Regions from separate parts of the Homo sapiens genome. Here region 2 is linked to region 1. Evidence: chromatin contacts called from ENCODE Hi-C or POLR2A ChIA-PET data. All regions are on one chromosome and are shown on one strand. The core of a region is the stretch at or near the end of the contact, and the rest is flanking DNA. Distances in the headings are between cores, read along the strand shown. Region 1 has its middle 31 kb from the start of ZNF774. Region 2 overlaps IQGAP1 (IQ motif containing GTPase activating protein 1).

What was found. A loop is a pair of places that touch in the nucleus more often than their neighbours do. ChIA-PET counts read pairs that join two places held with the same protein, here RNA polymerase II (POLR2A). Pooled maps may share reads with other maps.
Region 2: a map of MCF 10A shows a loop between it and region 1 (4-fold over the local background). The contact joins two enhancer-like sites. A Hi-C loop is called at or near these places in 25 of 168 maps with a recorded cell type or tissue (Calu3, GM11168, GM13977 and 17 more), 1 of 37 single-sample maps with no recorded cell type and 8 of 50 pooled maps. POLR2A ChIA-PET finds 5 or more read pairs at or near these places in 7 of 52 experiments (Caco-2, HEK293, MCF 10A and 4 more).

The regions. Positions count from the first base shown.
Region 1 is chr15:90,318,019-90,323,890 of GRCh38, reverse strand. No RefSeq gene overlaps it. Among named protein-coding and RNA genes, the nearest start is that of ZNF774, 31 kb to the left of the region's middle. RefSeq lists an enhancer at 3,728-3,837. Within about 2 kb of position 3,755, at least 6 of the 41 ENCODE cell types and tissues checked have a DNase peak (open chromatin) inside an H3K27ac peak, as active enhancers do; they include gastrocnemius medialis, where a contact is called at or near this core.
Region 2 is chr15:90,459,421-90,465,292 of GRCh38, reverse strand. All of the region lies in intron 15 of IQGAP1 (IQ motif containing GTPase activating protein 1), which reads right to left. Among named protein-coding and RNA genes, the nearest start is that of CRTC3, 68 kb to the left of the region's middle. RefSeq lists an enhancer at 1,611-1,700. Within about 2 kb of position 1,793, at least 5 of the 41 ENCODE cell types and tissues checked have a DNase peak (open chromatin) inside an H3K27ac peak, as active enhancers do; they include gastrocnemius medialis, where a contact is called at or near this core.

The DNA.
Region 1 (5,872 bases), core at 2,506-5,005:
TGGGCTGTGATCATGCCACTGCACTCCAGCCTGGGAAACAAAGCAGGACCCTTTCTTAAAAAAAAAAAAAAAGGATTTGCATTAGTCAGATAAAAATTATTATTTTTTTCATAACTTTTTATTTTAGAAATGAGTGGAAAAAGTGCTCGCCCTTCAGGAACTCCCCAGTAGCTCACTGCCTCCAGTAGTTTTAGGGTCTTGAGAAGGGGCTAAAGTGAGGTGGAGAAAACCACAAATAGACTATAGTGCATGGACCCTACGTTGTTTTATCGGAAATTTGGAAATGTACATGAATATATTTCTTTCTTGTTTTTTTGAGACAGAGTCTCACCCTGTTGCCCAGGCTAGAGTGCAATGGCACGATCTCGGCTCACTGCACCCTCTGCCCCCCGGGTTCAAACGATTCTCCTGCCTCAGCCTCCCGAGTAGCTGGGATTACAGGCGCCCACCACCACACCCAACTAATTTTTGTATTTTTAGTAGGGAAGGGGTTTCACCATGTTGGCCAGGCTGGTCTCGAACTCCTGACCTCGTGATCTGCCTGCCTTGCCCTCTCGAAGTGCTGGGATTACAAAAGTGAGCCACTGCGCCCCGCCCATTCCTTTACTTTCTTAATAAACTTGGTTTCACTTTATGGACTCACCCTGAATTCTTTCTTGAGCGAGATCCAAGAACCCTCTCTTGGGGTCTGGACTGGGACCCCTTTCCGGTAACACTCAACTTGAGGGTTGGTAAGAATTTACTGACAACAGTACAGGTTTTATTACCATAGAAAGAAGGAACGTTGCAGAAAAGTGCAGTGGGGCACGTCAGCAAGAGCACTGAGCCACTGCGGTGGTCTTTTCCTTAGGGATATTTATGGACCTAAAGCAGGAGATGAAGGGTAACTTGCACGATAAATGATTACATTTTTAGACATTTTGTTGCCTTGATGTTAGCAAGGGTTGAACAATGAGTTTCGGCATGCATGCATTCTGGGGATGTACAGAAATCCTAGTTACTCACACATTTTAAGTTGAAAAGAGGCCTGGAACCAAGTGTCTTTAGATAATAGGAAAGTCTAATTACTTCTAAATTCCTCAGATAAGGAGTTTTTGTCTCTGGAGCCTGCTGGATGGTCACCAGGGGATTTTGCTTGCTTTATTTATTTACTGACAGTGTCTTGCTCTGTTGCCAAGGCTGGAGTGCAGTGGCATGATCATAGCTCACTGCAGCCTCTACCTCCTGGGCTCAAGCAATCCTGCCGCCCCAGCCTCCCAAGTGGCTGAGACTACAGGTGCAGAACACCAAGCCTAGCTACTTTTTAAATGTTTTTGTAGAGACAGGGTCCCCGTATGTTGCTCAGGTCGGTGTCGAACTCCTGGGCTCAAGTTATCCACTCACTTCAGCCTCCCAAAATCCTCTACTTGCTTCTTTTTTTTTTTTTTTTTGAGATGGAGTCTCACTTTGTCGCCCAGGCTGGAGTGCAGTGGCACAATCTTGGTTCACTGCAACCTCTGCCTCCCGGGTTCAGGCGATTCTCCTGCCTCAGCCTCCCAAGGAGTTGGGACTACAGGTGCGTGCCACCATGCCCGGCTAATTTTTGTATTTTTACTAGAAATGGGGTTTTGCCATGTTAACAGGCCAGGCTGGTCTTGAACTCCTGATCTCAGGTGATCCACCCGCCTCAGCCTCCCAAAGTGCTGGGATTACAGGCGTGAGCCACTAAGCCCAGCAGTCCTTTACTTTCTTATTAAATGTGCTTTCTCTTCATTCTGTTGGCTTGCTCTTGAATTCCTTCTTGTGCAAAGCCAAGAACCCACGTGGCCTCCCAGGTTGACTGAATCCCAAAATTGGGGGTTCAGCCTGTGACAAAAATATTCATAAAACTATAAATTAAGCAATATATTTATTGAGAAAACACTTATAACAATATAGCAGACAATAGATTGGTATCTTCAATAAATAAAGGGGTCATACAAATGGATTTTAAAATTAAGATCCCAATAAATAAATGAGTAAAAGGGCCAGACATGATGGCTCATGCCTGTAATCCCAGTACTTTGGGAAGCCAAGACAGGAGGACCCCTTGAGCCCAGAAGTTGGAGGCTGCAGTGAGCTATGATTTTGCCACTATGTTCCAGCCTGGGAGCAGAGCAAGACTCCGTCTCTAAGTAAATAAATAAGTAAAAACTGCTAACAATTTATAAAAAACAGAAATACAAATTTTAAAATGTTAATTTATACTAGTAATTAATTGATTTTTTTTTTAAGATGATAATTTTGTTCTTGTTGCCCAGCGTGGAGTGCAATCGCGGGATCTCAGCTCACTGCAGCCTCCACCTCCCAGGTTCAAGTGATTCTCCTGCCTCAGCCTCCCGAGTAGCTGGGATTATAGGCACATGCCATCACGCCCGGCTAATTTTTTTTAATTTTTAGTAGAGACGGGGTTTCACCATGTTGGCCAGGCTGGTCTCGAACTCCAGACCTCAGGTGATCCTCCTACCTTGGCCTCCCCAAGGTGCTGGAATTACAGGCGTGACCCACCACGTCCAGCCTAATTGCAAATTAAAACATCTTTTTTACCAGTGCACTGATAAGAGAGATTTATAAAATTGTTTTCATTACTTTTGATTAGGGTGCAATTAGGTGTGCATTCCTTATGGTACTTGGTGTTGATAGTACACAATGATGCAAGCTTTCTAGGAAGTTTTTTGCAGCATGAATAAAAAGACTTGCAAATGTTTTTGACTCAGTAATTTCAATACTAGGTCTCTTATAAGGAAATAATCAGAAATATATATAAAAATATATAAGAATAGTCAATACAGCAAAAAACAAAATGATCAGTGTCTAAAAATAAGAAAATTATTACAAAATTACAATAGAACCCTATCATGAAAAAAGATCATTCAACCACTGCAAATAATGCTTATGAAGAATTTACAACGACATGGGAAAATACTCAACATACATTGCAGTACATGAAAAATCAGGACATGGACCTATATGTTTTATGTTTGCAACCATATAAAAATATGTGTACAATATATTCATATGTAGCAGATACTCTGCTGAAGATGTAACTTGTGAGTTTTATTTTCACTGCTTTTCCAAAGAATGCCAGAAAGTCTGCCCCCGGGTAGCTGACTCCCCACGGAGCTCCCCTTCCTCTAGGGAAAGTAAAAGGAATTTAGCTGTTTTAAGGGCTGGTCCTCCAACTGGAGACAATCAGGCTCTATTGTCAGAGAAGGTAGGGAACCCTTGACCTACCTTTATGTATGAAAGGCACACCAAGGATGCCTAAAAACCAATTGGAAGTCGCTCTTCGGGGAAGTTTGTAGCTCTATGGTCCGGGAAGGAATTAGAACAAGCCCATTTGGGAATGATAGTAGAGGAGTTAAAATTTTAAAAAGTAAAAATAGAACAAGCCCAGTCTGGTTTAAGGGTTGAAAACACCTGGGCAAGAAAGAAAAAGTTGTTATTGTCTGGAATGGGTGTTCCTCTGAGCCAGTCCTGACATAGTGCTGGGGCTGGCGGCGGGCTTGCGGGGCGAGGCTTTGCGGGGGCCTGAAAGGGCTGGGTACTATGAAGCCCTGGGAACTGGTAAGGACTCTGGATTAGCTAGTGCGGGGACAGAGGAAATTCTTCCTCTCTGGCCAGCAGTTACCGCCTTGGTGGGAACGCGCAGGAGCAGCGAAGAGTGACACCTTGTGGTGGTTAAGAGCAAGGGCAGAAACAGCCACAGACCACCGCTAGGGACTCCTGGGCTCCGCTCCAAAGGGTATGAATGTCCACAGGACTCCTTTGTGCATGACATATGCCTCAGGTTCCTGGGCAATCCCAGAGAAGGAGTAGCTCTAAGAAGGAGGTAATTGGCTAAGTCAGTAGTTAAAGGATAGAGCTAGTTTTTAGAAAAAGTTTTAAATGCATCTTGATTGTTATGGTACAGCTGGCCACTGCTGGGGCTCAGAAAACAATAGCCTAAAATGAGAACCTCAGCAGCAGCTTCGTAAGCAAACGTTTTCCTCTGACTTTCTCTTCCATGCCTTTCTCTCAGTACCATTCTCCCCTGCGGTTACCCATAGAAATCAGAGTCCCTTTTCCCTATAGTCAGCCATAAAACTTAAAAATGCTACTCTAGGCCGGGTGTAGTGGCTCACACCTGTAATCCCAACACTTTCGGGAAGCCGAGGTGGGCAGATGACATGAGGTCAGGAGTTCGAGACCAGCCTGGCCAACGTGGTAAAACCCCATCTCTACTAAAAATACAAAAATTAGCTGAGTGTGGTGGCGTGTGCCTGTAGTCCCAGCTACTTGGGAAGCTGAGGAAGGAGAATCGCTTGAACCCAGGAGACAGAGGTTGCAGTCAGCCGAGATCGCGCCACCGCACTCCAGCCTGGGTGACGGAGTGAGACTCCATCTCAAAAAAACAAAACAAAAAAATGACTCTAATTTCCCCTCCACCTTTCTGTGTCAAACTGCCCATAAAGAAACTAACTGGGCCGGCTACAGTGGCTCAGGCCTATAATACCAGCACTTTGGGAGGCTGAGGCGGGCAGATGACACAAGGTCAGGAGTTTGAGACCAGCCTGGCCAACGTGGTAAAACCCCATCTCTACTAAAAATACAAAAATTAGCCAGCCATGGTGGCGTGTGCCTATAGTCCCAGCTACTCGGGAGGCTGAGGTGGGAGAATGGCTTGAATCTAGGAGGTGGAGGTTGCAATGAGCCGAGACCATGCCACTGCACACTAGCCTGGGTGACAGAGCGAGACTCTGTCTCAAATAAAAACAAAACAAAAAAATTATCTAGGTGGGTGCAGTGGCTCATGCTTGTAATCCCAGCACTTTGGGAGGCAGAGGCAAAGGTTTAATTGAGCTCAGGAGTTCAAGACCAGCCTGGGCAATATAGGGAGACCCCCTGTCTTTACAAAAATAGAAATTAAAAAATTTGCCTGGTGTGGCGGTGCACCCCTGTGGTTCCAGCTACTTGGGAGGCTGAGGTGGGAGGATTACTTTAGCCCAGAAGGCTGAGGCTGCAGTATGCCGTGATCACGACACTGTACTCCAGCCTGGTGACAGAGCAAGACCCAGTCTCAAGAAAAAAAAATTATCTGACTTAACTTGTTTGACTGTAGATCATAAGACCTCCATTCCCGGCAGGTCCCTGCCCCTCACCCAGAAGGAAGGAATGCTGCAGAGAAAGTCCAAGAATCTGGAGAGACAGGCTGGGCTGGGTTTCCCCACTCAGTCTATTAGCAGTAGACCATATTCTTTCTGTCCATATATATATATATTTTATTTTATTTTATTTATTTTTTTATTTTTATTTTTTTTTGAGATGGAGTCTTGCTCTGATGCCCATGCTGGAGTGCAGTGGCACAATCTCAGCTCACTGCAACCTCTGCCTTCCAGGTTCAAGCGATTCTCCTGCCTCAGTCTCCCTAATAGCTGGGATTACAGGCACATGCCACCACACCCAGCTAATTTTTGTATTTTTAGTAGAGATGGAGTTTCGCCATGGATAGAGGTATTTTAACTGGGGTGAGATATATCTCATTGTAGTTTTGCTATGCATTTCCATTATGAGTAATGAGATGGAGGATATTTTCATAACTGTTGGCCATTTGTACGTCTTTTTTTTTTTTTTTTTTTGTCTGAGATGGGGTCTTGCTCTGTCACCCAGGCTGGAGTGCAATGGCATGATCTCAGCTCACTGCAACCTTCGCCTCCCGGGTTCAAGTGATTCTCCTGCCTCAGCATCCCAAGTAGCTGGGATTACGGGTGCCCACTACCATGCCCAGCTAATTTTTTTGTGTTTTTAGTAGAGACAGGGTTTCACCATGTTGGCCAGGCTGGTCTTGAACTCCTGACCTCAGGTGATCCGCCCC
Region 2 (5,872 bases), core at 544-3,043, 140 kb before region 1:
AGTTAACGTTCTCTATGACTACTAATGTTTTTAAGACTGTCAAGTCTTACTTTAACCAGAATCTTTGACTCATCACATTTAAAGCCAGAAGTCACTACAGGCAATCTACATTTCTCACTAGCTGATATCCTAAAACTTGAATGTTAAATCAGTTGCTGGGAACTTAAAAGCAAATTTTCACACAGAAATATAATGAATGTTGTGATTACTTTCCTTAGTACAGCTAACAAAAGCCTCACAGCATAGTCTGAGTTGACTATTGTGGATAGAGATGATGTATGATGTAGTGGAGGTGACTTACTTTCCTCTTCCTAAATTCGTTAAGACAAGTTTCTTTTTTAAAGGCGCTTATTGGTGACCATTTGCTCTGAATGGCATTTTAAACAGAATTAGATTAGTAGAAATACCTTCCTCTAATATCTTCCAATTTTTTTTTTTTTTGAGACAGAGTCTCGCTCTGTCACTCAGACTGGAGTGCAGTGGCGTGATCTCGGCTCACTGCAAGCTCTGCCTTCCAGGTTCACGCCATTCTCCTGCCTCAGCCTCCCGAGTAGCTGGGACTACGTGCACCCGCCACCACGCCCAGCTAATTTTTTGTATTTTTTTAGTAGAGACGGGGTTTCACCATGTTAGCCAGGATGGTCTCAATCTCCTGACCTTGTGATCTGCACGTCCTGGCCTCCCATAGTGCTGGGATTACAGGTGTGAGCCACTGCGCCTGGCCGTTATCTTCCAATTTTCAAGAATGTGGCTGCCATATTTCAATTTGGGGAAGTAGCTTATGGATTAGCCCCAGGTAGTCACTACTGTTACTGAGAGTTAGCACAATAGGATTCTACTTCTACCTACTCTCAGTGTGATAGAATCAGAAACCACTGCTGATACCCCATTAGATTTCCATGGTCATACTGAGGTTATGTAGGTTTCAACGATCTCAAAAGAGTGGGGGTTCTTTATTAAGATGCCTGTAAGGTCTTTACAGAGAGCATCAATTCAGCAGATTACTGGGGCAATCTTCTCTAGAAAAGACAAGGCACTTCAGGTTTTAAAGTGGCCAGGTTGTGAGAGTCATGTTTGTGGTGATCTACGCAGACCCAACAAAATTAACATACTCCTGAGGCTTGAGCTAACAGCAGTTGGTATAAATAGCAGCTCAAAAATTCATTTAGATTGCTCGATGTGAATATAATTTGCCAAGGCATGAATGAGGCAGAATAAAGAACTTAGTAAATCACCATAACTATGTGCCTAAATGAGGCAGGGTCTGAGCTTTGAGGCAAAGTGAAACGTTTCACTGCCCAACAGTTGAAGTCACAAAACCTTAGGGAAGGCTTGGCTTTCCTCCTGTTTTATTAGAGAAAGACACAACATTTCACTCCATATAGTGAAGCAGCCACAATCCCTGCAATTTATAAAGAGTGCAGGTGACAGGATAAGGCCAAAGGAAAGCATCTGAAATTGAAAGCAGTGATTTCTCTTAAATGCAGTCTTTTAGAAAGATCATTTAACCTAATTATGGTAGGTGCTGGCCTTACAATTCTAAGAGGCACTGTCCCAATTTTAAGAAGCTCACAGTCTTGGGAAAGGGAAAGAGTAAACAGATAAATAGAATGCAAGAACAAATAAATCACTTAAAAGCTGCAGAACCTAGTACCTTCCTACCACTAGTCGCTTTCTATTACTGAAAATAGAAAATGACCACACACCATCCCCTAGAGTCCTAAGAATAACTACTGGAAATACTAGACAATAGTTCCAATGTGAGACAATACAATGAGTCAGCTGCAGGCTTGTGACAACTTAAATTGTGAAGTCATAAGCGAGAGGGCTGATGGTCTAGTCTCCAAGAGAAGCAGCAGAAAAATCCTCGTATCATAAAAACAGAAGCATTTCCACAGAATCAAGCCATTTTGGGTTCACTTCTGGGATAATCATACAACAGATATCTGAGCAGAATCTGCTGTAAGCAAAGTTGTGAGACTTAGCACAACCTCCCTTGCATTGAGAAAGGTAGAACCTTTCTAAGCATTCAGAATTCTTTCTTCCCTGCCCCATGCAGATTAAAGTAAAACCTTTCATACATACTCCTTAAGAAATAAGCAATAGAGCAATAGTATGAAAGGCAAGAAAAAGTGAATGGATGGGTGTCTCAGGTGTTTCAGGGAAACATTAATACAGAAAAGCCCCTCACCAGAATGAAGAAGGAAAGAGAGACAGCATACACTACACCTCATCCCAGTGTAAGAAGAAAGAACAGGTTCTTTCTGCTCCAATTAGACTGAATAAAATGACAAAACCCAAATCCTTCTGGTAAAATTTGTTTTAAAGAGATTACCTAAAGATTAACTCAAATGACTGAGCAGAGTGTTAAAGCCCAGGCTAGATATTATGGAGAGAAAACAGATTTGCTGTAAAAATGCTATCTAAGATATATTCAAGCACAGCTCCCTAACAACTCTGACACTTAGAAACACGCTGATTGCATTTCAGAAGAGGTAAAGAGATAGGGACCAGAAGTCAGAATTTAAAAAAAGAGTGGGCAATGATTGGAGGTAGAAGAGGTGAAGAAGCCACAAACACAGGAAAAGGGGGAAGAGGCAAAGGAATGACTATGTTATGTACATGTATATATGGAAAGCACACACTCACACACCCCTCTAAAGGGCACTTCTCATCACTCAAAACTTTTTAAAAAGACTTTACTTACTATGTGGCTTGGTTTGCATGTGTGATGATAGACCCAATATTACATATATAAATATATAACCACATATATACCACATACACACATAAACACACATACACAAATCTGTACAACACGTTTATCAACTACACAACATAAGCACTGACCAATCAGGATGGAGCAGAGTCCTTATGGTCACTGCTGGTTTAGTTGCCATATAGTGGGATTTCAATTAGAGTTGGGGAGTGATGGCAAAGATATGGGAGGGTTGGGACAGTAACAATGTACCAAACAAAATAAAAGAATTTCAATGTCCTAACAACTGGTACAGCTGTGCTGGTGTGAACCAGCTGATTACTAGCTACATGTATATAAGCATGTGTGCATAAGTGCATATACACACATGGAGGTCAGAGAGAGATTTAAGTCATTCTTTTTTTTTGAGACAGAGTCTCGCTCTGTCGCCCAGACTGGAGTGCAGTGGCCCGATCTTGGCTCACTGCAAGCTCCACCTCCTGGGTTCATGCCATTCTCCTGCCTCAGCCTCCCGAGTAGCTGGGACTAAAGGCGCAGGCGCCTACCACCATGCCGGGCTAATTTTTTTTTTTTCTTTTTTTTTTTTTTTTGTGTTTTTAGTAGAGATGGGGTTTCACTGTGTTAGCCAAGATGGTCTTGATCTCCTGACCTCGTGATCCACCTGCCTCAGCCTCCCAAAGTACAAAGATTACAGGTGTAAGCCACCGCACCCAGCCGATTTAAGTCATTCTTATTCTTTCTTCCTTTTTGAGATGCAGCTTCGCTGTCACCCAGGCTGGAGTGCAGTGGTATGATCTCAGCTTACTGCAACCTCCTACTCCCGGGTTCAAGCAATCCTCCTGCCTCAGCCTCCTGAGTAGCTGGGACTACAGGGGTGTACACCACACCTGTATTTTTAGTAGAGATGGAGTTTCGCCATGTCAGCCAGGCTGGTCTCAAACTCCTGACCTCAAGTGATCCGCCTGCCTTGACCTCCCAAAGTGCCGGGATTATAGGCGTAAGCCACCACACACGGCCTAAGTCATTCATATTCTTAATTATAAAATGAGTTCTTGAGGAGCCCTGATATCCATGTCTTGCATTCAGACTGTACTACTCACGACTAGTAATCCACTTTTATCAAGAGTCCCACAAACACTAAATTTAATGAAGAGAAACGTGACATTAGTGAAAATGGTAAAGACCTCTGAAAATCCTCTCCACCATGAAAAACAAACAAACAAAAAACATTGGTACACTGGCAAACAATCACCAGCATCAGTTTTTCTTTTTTTGAGACGGAGTTTCACTCTTGTCACCCAAGCTGGAGTGCAGTGGTGCTCATTGCAACCTCCACCTCCTGGGTTCAAGTGATTCTCCTGCCTCAGCCTCCTGGGTAGCTGCGATTACAGGTGCCTGCCACCACGCCTGGCTAATTTTTTGTATTTTTAGTAGAGATGGAGTTTCACCATGTTGGCCAGGCTGGTCTCGAACTCCTGACCACAGGTGATCTGCCCACCTGGGACTCCCAAAGTGCTGGGATTACAGGGATGAGGCACTGCGCCCAGCCCTTTTTTTTTTTTTTTTTTTTTTTTAAAGACAGGGTCTTGCTTTGTCACTCAGGCTGGAGTGCAGTGGTGCAATCTTGGCTCACCGCAACCTCAGCCCCCTAGGCCCAAGTGATCCTTCCATCTCAACCTCCCAAGTGCCTGGGACCACAGGTGCACACCACCGTGTCCAGCTAATATTTTTATTTTTCGTTAAGACAGGGTTTTACCATCTTGCCCAGCCTGGTCTCAAATTCCTGGGCTCAAACTATCCACCCGCCTTGGCATCCCAACGTGCTGGGATTACAAGCATGAGCCACTGCACCCGGCCAGTTTTTTCAATACGGTAGAAATTAACCAAAGGCTTGCAGAAATTGGAGAATGCATTCAAGAAAAACAGCTGAAACTCAGTAAGAACAGTGAGTTCTGTGGTGCTTTAAACTCCCCTATTCCAATCTGCCCCTCCTACCATCCCTTCAAAGCCCCATTCCCAAAGAACTGTCATTAGCTGACCTGTTCAGAGGTCACACTCGCATGGCTGTCTTTATTTGACCTGACCAAGAGCTCATCCACTGCAAACAGCCTTTTCTCCAAAAGCAATTGTCAAAAACATTAAGGATAACAGTTTAGGCAAACAAGAGACTAACTAAAAACCTTATAAGGAAAAGCTGGAGAATGAGATGTTCATGGAGAGCTCTGACAACTTGACATATTCCTGGATGGGATCTAGGAGGCCACAGTGCATGTGTGGGCTGTGCACATGCTCAGAAAAGATCTGATAAAGCTCTTGTTTAGCATATCATCATGAAATATAAAATGGGCAACCAGCGGCCCTCAGGGCTGCTCTGTCTATGGAGAAGCCATTCTTTTATTCCTTTACTTTCTTAATAAACTTGCTTCCACTTCACTCTATGGACTCTCTCTGAATTCTTTCTTGTGTGAGATCCAAGAACCATCTCTTGGGGTCTGCATCGGGACCCCTTTCCTACACAGTACTGCAGCTCAAAACAAAACAAAAAATATCCCCCACACAAAAAACTCCGGACCACGTGGCCTCACTGGTGACTTGTAACAAATGTTTAAAGAACTAGCTAATCCTTTACAAACTCTTTGAAAATATAAAAGGAACACTTCAAGTCATGAGGCCAGTATTACCCTGATACCAAAACCAAACACAAAGATATCAGAAGAAAATAAAACTACAGACCAAATTTAAATTAAGATCTTTTGCTCTCTAAATTTGTAACTCAGTGATAAATATTTTTAAAAACACTCCCAAATGGCTGATGGAGACTTAGATGCTCAGGTGATGCCAAAAACAAAAAACAAAACAAAACAAAACAAAAAACCCAAACCAAAAACAAACAAACAAAAAACAATTCCACCCAATGTGTAGTTCACCCAGCTGGGCCTGGCAATGTTAAGCAATTTTTCCTTTAACTCCCCCGACTTCCTCCGCCTTTGATGAAGTCTGAAAAGTTATTCCACAGCAAAGGAAATGCTTCAAACTCTATAGTCACATCCTCAAAAAGTTTTACTCCGATGACCCAAACAAAACGCACACACAGCCTTTTGAATTATTTACACTTTATCTATTCCTGACTTGATAGACATACTGTTTTTTTCC